3 separate regions of the Mus musculus genome follow, and all the other regions are linked to region 1. A link is a loop called in an ENCODE intact Hi-C map of the cell type or tissue named here. Cell type or tissue: heart. All regions are shown on one strand. Region 1 has its middle 40 kb from the start of Col1a2. Region 2 has its middle 77 kb from the start of Tfpi2. Region 3 overlaps Gm46948 (a long non-coding RNA gene).

Region 1 (2,500 bases):
AACATGGGTTTGTTAGCCTGGAGGTCTTGGGAAAGCCTCTGAAATTAGGGGAAGGTAGAGTTTACATTCTGGCTTTTGCACACTTCTTTATCATGTCTGCTCTATCCATGTCACAGAACCCTGGGTATCCCAGTAGGCATGCACAGAGATGCTGCTTAAAGCGACCCCGCTTCTCTTCCAGTCGCTCACAATAGCCTTTTCATTTAACTTCTAACTCCTGGCTCTCCAATTTAGGGAGAGTCTTGAATTTTAAATGTAGTTAGCGCTGCTCATTCACGCAGAGCATGTATCTTACTATGTCTCATGCAGAACGCGCAGATCACCTAAAGTCTGAGGCAGCCAACCGGCCTCATCCAAACTAAAGTAGACATTTCTCTTTCATCCTTCCATTTCCCTGAAGTGAGACCTTTGTCCGTCTGTAGACAGGCTTGATCAACCAATCTTGGACTCTTGTCACATCAAAATGAACCTATCCCTAGAACCTCTGCAAAGAAGAGCAAAATGAAGTAAACGAAGATCAGTCATTGGCATACACCTTTAGATAAAGTAAGAGTTTCTTAGTTATTTGACTGTAAACAAACATTTAATCTACAAAAGGCCACAAGGTTTTAAGAACCATGCTGGTAGTGCATGCCTAAACTGAGAGAGAGAGAGAGAGAGAGAGAATGGTGGGGTGCAGCATCCTGTGCTGCATAGCAAGATCCTGTTTTTTAAAAGACAATAATTGCTTCCCCGAAACTTCAAATGTCTTATAACGTAGCCTCCTCAACTGAATTCTCCTAAGCAAAACAATTATTCTAAATCCAAGCTATAGAGACAGTTTGGACCAGAATTAATGAACCTGCTGGAATCTAGAAAAAAAATGTCAAACAGACAATCACCATGTATTAAATGTATCAATGCAAAATACGCTGTATCATTGAAGAGGGGGCTGTTTTGGAATGTAGGGTTTAACCAGCGTCTCTAGTAACCATTAAACGGTAAGAAGAAAACAGAAGCAATCGTTTTCGACTGAGAGGCAAGATAAGATCCCGGACAAAGACCCTCAGGACGGCACTCCAAGTCCACTGCTCCCCCTGCTGGCTGGATAGTAGAATACCCCAATGCAGATCATTTGAATGGAAACTCAGTTCCTACAAGAGAAACAAAAGCTTTCCTCGTCCTTACCTGCCCCTTTGTCCAGTTCCTTTCTGGTCTACTTCCATGCACTCCCCTCCCCTCCTAACTCTTGCCTGTCCCCTCCTTTGGTAGCCTTCTCTTTGGGAGATCAATCGCTAATCTCCCAGGGAATTGATAAGCAGTCACAAAGCGGCAGATGTTAAGTCCCACGGACAACAACCATCTGGATGTAGAGCTAACCAGTTCTACAGAAGTTGTCTCAAATTGTGGTGAGTTGAAGTAAGCAATCAACCTCCGAGGATCTAAACAAGGGAAAGAAATTGAGGATGAGAGGGAGGGTAAATTGCAAAGGATATTTTTGAAGAGAGTCAAGAGAACGTTGGGAAAAAAAATAAAAACTGAGCAAGACAAAACCAAGGGCTTCGGACTTGGAGCCATCCACATTTTAATCCTCTTCGTGATCTCCACCTAGTGTGCTCAGTGATGACAGCTGAGTTGTGAGGCTGAGACAGCGCACCACAGAACTGCTTTGTGAGGTTGGTAAAGAGTAGACACTGGACTGTCAGGACCACCCATGTTCTCACAAGAGCTAAATCTCCACCTACAGACCTTTACTCCCCCGTCAAAACTAGCAGTTAGCTTCCGTGGGTACCATCCTCTCAAGGCATAGCGAGATTAAATGATAACGTATCTGGATTTCAATTACACATCAATTTCTCCTACTATAGAGAGACCTGCTAATCCCGAAACCCTCCCACATCTGTTGAGTTATATTCCACCTTCCACCACCTAATAAAAACATACCTGGATTTTATTAACAGCTTCAAACATTTAATATATAAATTTGTACTAACCTTCCCATCTTCACAATTTAAAAATGATGTAAAGGAGAATTGCCCACAGAGATAAAGACATGCTGTAAGCTGGTGGTTGCTACCACGTGCCATTAGATAATGCAGTTTTGAAATGAAGGTTCCAGAGCTTAGAGCTGGCCTTTGTGCTGACTGGGGACTTCTTCTGCACAGTGCACTTGTAACTCACACGTCTGCTGAACGACTGACACTTGAGTTTTTCAATTTGATTTTTCTAAAAACTCTGGCCGTGGAAATACTAACTCAAGTATTATCAGCCCAAGAAATGATCATAATTATTAAACTCCTGTCCTCAGGGAACTCTCTTGGCTTATATGAATTTACTCAAGGGCTTTAAACATCATTAAATCACCTATTATCACTGGTGCTGTGCCCGGCTCTATGAGTGACAATATAATATATCCACTTCAAAGAAACATGGATGATTTGATTATAATTGTTTCCTTCATGGGTTTTTATCACTGATTATAGATCTACTTTCCCTTATAACACAGAGGTCTGGAATAATT
Region 2 (2,500 bases), 630 kb before region 1:
AAAAAATCATTTAAATCCCACACGTCCATTTCATATACTTCTGTATATCTTTCCAAATAAAGCCAAAGGGGTTTTTTAAATATTATTTGTAGACTGTACCTACATTATATTATGTTTTACTTTGAATTCGGGTATAATGCAAATCTATTGCTGAAGAAAACTGCAGTGATTTTGAGTGTGGCAGAGATTTTCTTTCATACCTCTGGTGTGAGAAAACTCAAGAGTTAGTGTGCTAGATGTTGACACAAAACTCCCACAATGTTTATGGTCTATGAGTTCATGCCCATGAAATTTGGGGATCAAAGAGAGTTATGTTTTTCTTATAATTATTTTATTTTGTTTTTTAAAGAGTTTTAATTTTTATGTGTATGTGTGTGCATATGTGCAATGGAGTTGAGTACCCTTGGAAGACATTCCTAGGGTGAATAGGAAGTATCTGTAAAAGGAGAAATAAGGAGAAAGTGGACCTCCACTCTGGTCTGAGAACTGAAGACATTTGAGCTATGTTCCTTCTCAGTACCTGTGACCTTTGGCAAGGATGCAATTACGAATGTGGAACATCTCTAGTTTTGAACCAAGGAAAAGCCATTTGTTCTTGGGATTCTCTGCCTTAAGACTGTCTGGCTAGTTTTTATTTCCTGTTCTCACCATCAGTTTACCTACTTAAATAAATATCTGAAATCTTTCAAATCACACCTAGAAGTTAAATTAAAATAGAGGTTAGGGCAAGTAATAAGCAGAAAAGGATCAGGGACAAAGTTAGCAATAGAACAGAGTGCAGCAGGGTTCCATTCCAGAGATGATCCCAATGAAGAGGAAACAAAGAAGACAGTCCAAGGTCAATCAGACAACTTGGCTTCCAGACAATGATTGGTCCGTTAAGTATGGGAAGTATGTACTCCAGGCACACCATTCTTGGGAAATGTGCTTCTGGGAAGAGAACACCTTGGAAAGAGAGGCCTTCTTTGGAGGCACGCTGACAAGAGGTGAAAATGCAACTATGGACAGAAAGGTTCCAAGAAAAAAAGTATCCTCAAAGATGCCTTATGAGAGGAAGAAAAGAGAGGAAAGCACAACGCTCACTAGAGGTCTTGTACTTTGTTGTAGAAACAGAAGAGGGAGCCAGTGAAGTAAACATTTAGTAAATATTAGGAGGCAATGTTGTAAACGCTACAACTCTTTACAAGCCTCCTCCGCTTAGAATCATCTGTTGTCATTCGTACAGTTCATCCCACAGACAATGTCATGAGTGGATTAAGAAAGAACAATTCTCAGAATGCAGTTAAAGGGTCTTTGAAGAACATGGGAAACAGTGGAGGAGAAAACACAAGTCACAAACTCATATTCTAAGAATGAACTCTTCTGAAACCTCACTCTTCCCATGAATTGTTCATAGTTGGATAAGAAGCACCTCCGTGTCTTTAGGACTCTAAGACCTGGTTTAAGACTTAAAACTCTCTACTCTTAAGTTGTTGGCTGTGGAGTTTGAGCCAGCCTAGAAGAAATGCCAACAATCTTCAGAGAACTGTAACAGAATTTAGTATATATGTAGTAACATTCCCCATGTATGAGGTACAATTCGAGCTGATTTGACATATAGGGAATTATATTTCAGGTTATGATTGATGCATTAAGTCAAAGGCAACATAGATTTTGCAATATTTTTTAAGGACTAAAAACCTATTGTAATATGCTCAAAAGGATTTTTATGAGAACTTTATGACTGAGAATGTAAAATATTTTACCAAAAGTAGAAAGTATAAGAAGCAGAAAGAGGCATTTTATAAATATAATATGCACATTTTTGTGCTCTAAATAGTTATAAGAAAAATATTTTTAAAATGAAAATAATAAAATGATGGAATTGAGTACAATTCAAAGAAATTAATAAAAGAAAAGGTAGAGGGGGGAGAAGTATCTAAAAGTTATCAGGGACATTTGTAGAAAAATGCAGTTAGTCCTTGTAGAGCTGAGATAATAGAACAAAAATAATTGAAGATATAATGGTGGAAAATCTTTGAGTTTGATGAAAGGCATAAATTTACAAATATAAAAATACAAAGCAGTAAGTAGGAATAGAGATATAGATATGACCATTCCTAAAGACATGGCAAACAATTTGCTAAACAGAAATAAAGAAGAAAACATTCTGTAGAGAAATTTATTTGAATGACTATATATTTCTCATAAACATAATTAGAGCTAGAAAACAGTGGATCAATATCCTTAAAGTGCTGAAAAAGAAATAAAACTGACCCTAAATTTCCAAACCTCAGTAACCAATATGGATTAGACTTTCCTAGATAAAATATGACAAAAAGAGGTTTTATCTAGTAACCCTTCACAGACATGAGAGTATTTTTTAAGTATAAAAGGAAACTATACCAGATTAAACAAAAAAAGAAACAAACAAATCTCCATGAAAAGAATTTACACTAGAAATAGCAGTTTATTCATTCTAAAAGAATGTGTTTTTTCTTAATTTGCTAGTAAATGTACG
Region 3 (2,500 bases), 140 kb before region 1:
GATCCTTCTCTTACCTGTTAATGGATAGTGCTTATCGGAGAGTATAGTTCTTGTGTCACGAATCTCACTAAGTGTTGTGTCTCAACTAGATCACTCATCATCATCATCATCATGATACAAACAAATGCAAGACCGCACACTCATGTCCCCTCCTGCCTCTGGTTGAAGTTCCCGCCTCTTTTATACTACAGTGCTACTTAAGATTGCTTGAGTGTGCTGTCTTTACTTTCTCTCTTGAGCGTCCTTCGGTCAGGCATCTGATGAGATGAGTCAATCATTGATGATGGCTCTGGTGCCTGCCTTAGCACAGAGCCACAGGTGGCCTCTGAGACTTCATCTTCCTTGGCTTATCATCCCAATAGCAAGATTGGGTACAGCGTTCATTGATGAAAAGCCTTCTGTACTTGACACTGTCCCTTGGGGCTTCTATCTGGCTCACTTTAGTCTTGTTATTTGTTTCTTTCATTTTTTCCCTTCTCTTTGCAGCATTCAAGTGACCCCAGAGCTCAGTTCACAGATTTTTTTCACTTTCCATTCTGACTCAGAGTCAATGTAGTGAGTTTGAAATGACCCATAAATATCTATTTGAAGATTCTCAAGTATATGCATATTCTCGTCCATAACTCATGTGTCTGCCTGTAATATCGTGTTCTACAATGGCATTTCACAGTCAACAAGTCAATTTATTTCATTTAATACATTTATTAGTTGATGTTAACTGTGTAAATATTTACTGTGTGCAATATGATGTTCTCAAATTCCTATACATTGTAGGGTCACTCAAACAAGCTTAATAATATATACATTATCTCTATATTGATCACTTTTGTGGTGAGAACACCAGAGCCCTCAAGGTGATTTTCAAGTATACAGTGTGCTGTTATTAGTATAGTCACCATGCTGTACAATACAGACCAAATTCATTCCAAAATGCAGCTTCCCTCGAGGTTTTTCTCAAAAAGAAAAGAAAGATAGAAAAATCAATTGTTGTGATTGCTCAGCCCCAAATACAGGGTAAAGGCAGATTTTAATCAGAGTCGTTTCCTTAGATGTTCATCTGAATATCTGCAGTGAAGTCTGGCCCATTGTAAGTGATCCATAGATAATAAAGAAAAATTTAGTGCTATAGAGTTACAAATAAAGAACGTTTGAAATAACTGATACCTATCATTTTTAAAGTGAGGGAGAAGAGCAGTGTCGGAAAAAGATCTTGAAGGACTAGCAGTAATGCAATAAGATAAGAAAAATATGAGAAGATGGTCTCATGAGGGGAACAACAGAATTAACAACCATAATAAGCATTATGTGGGACAGTGTGGTACTTTCAGTCAAGTCATAGGTATACGGGAAACAGTTCTAAAGGAATCCTCAAAAACAAAGAAAGGTGTAAGAGTCTTAAGAAGGAGAATAGAATTCCATAGCACCTTAAGAGACTACGAATGTGCTTAAAGACACAAGTGGACGAATGATAGGAGATGAAGAGACAATATGGATATTTGACTCTCTGGCCATAGAACCCAACGCATACACCATACTACTGTACTAAGTTGTGATGCTGAAATTGGCCAGTAGAGGGCATAAAACACTTCCACCTCTACAATTCTCCCCCAGCATCCTTTACTACTACTGGATGGAGCCCTTTCAGATGCTGAGAACCAGTAAGCAAGAGAACTGCTTGAGACAAGAACACTCTGTAAACAGAGTTCATTTCCTTTGCCTTAGTGATCTTATGTGGAAACAAAATAGTCATTTGATTCACCATTGGCATCATCTTTCAGTGGAATTCCACCACAAAGGGCTTTGCTGACAGTGATAGAAGCTGGATGTAAAAGAACAGAGGCGGGATAAAATTTCACCAACACTAAATTCTTCCTGTAGTCAAACTCACTTCCAAGAAAGAGATGAAAATCCCTTTCTCTTCTCTGGCCTTCACCACGCAGTTTTGTGCAGTCCTAGGACCCTAATTCTTTCTTATCTTATTAGTTTTGCACAGACCTGTCTCTACTGTCATTTCAAATAAATTTTGAAGCAAGATATAACTTACGAAAGTCAATGTAGTTCATAAAACTACTAGAATTGAGAAGAATGCATTGTTACTAACTTACACGTAAACTTTTGGTACTGTTAGTACTGGGCTTCATGATTTACAGTTCCAACGCTCTCTCAATTATTCATTATTGCACAGTTTATAAGAGGGCACAAAGTTAGCAATAACAATTACATTAATGATAGAGTGAGTTATTTAAATTAATTTTAATAGTCATTATATTTGTGATGACAATTATGGTTATGACTAACTATGATTACAGCAGCCATTGTAATCATAATAAGCTCAAGGATGGTTTAATTCTAATGACTTCATCCTAAAGAAATTAGAATATAGAACTGTAAGTGAATGCAGCTATGCTTGTTAGATAGAGGAATGTTTTTGAATATTGGTTACTGGATATTAACCTTCTCCATGAAATCAATGACTTTTTTTTTAAATAAAACCAGAATT

The links. A loop is a pair of places that touch in the nucleus more often than their neighbours do. Peaks named below come from ENCODE experiments on the same cell type or tissue, not always from the same donor. Only the 100,000 strongest peaks of a DNase experiment are listed, where the experiment ranks them.
Region 2: a loop joins it to region 1, with 13 times the contacts of the local background. A loop is called at or near these places in 7 of 42 quality-filtered maps.
Region 3: it touches region 1 in a loop (8-fold over the local background); 19 of 42 quality-filtered maps call a loop at or near these places.

What each region holds. Positions count from the first base shown.
Region 1 is chr6:4,544,858-4,547,357 of GRCm38, forward strand. No RefSeq gene overlaps it. Among named protein-coding and RNA genes, the nearest start is that of Col1a2, 40 kb to the left of the region's middle. In heart, a CTCF peak has its summit at 1,083 (motif pointing left); no DNase peak of the experiment used is centred here; H3K4me3 peaks cover 577 bases.
Region 2 is chr6:3,910,365-3,912,864 of GRCm38, forward strand. No RefSeq gene overlaps it. Among named protein-coding and RNA genes, the nearest start is that of Tfpi2, 77 kb to the right of the region's middle. In heart, a CTCF peak has its summit at 1,107 (motif pointing right); no DNase peak of the experiment used is centred here.
Region 3 is chr6:4,406,353-4,408,852 of GRCm38, forward strand. The region is part of intron 3 of Gm46948 (a long non-coding RNA gene); the gene reads right to left. Among named protein-coding and RNA genes, the nearest start is that of Gm33788, 17 kb to the right of the region's middle. In heart, a CTCF peak has its summit at 1,564 (motif pointing right); no DNase peak of the experiment used is centred here.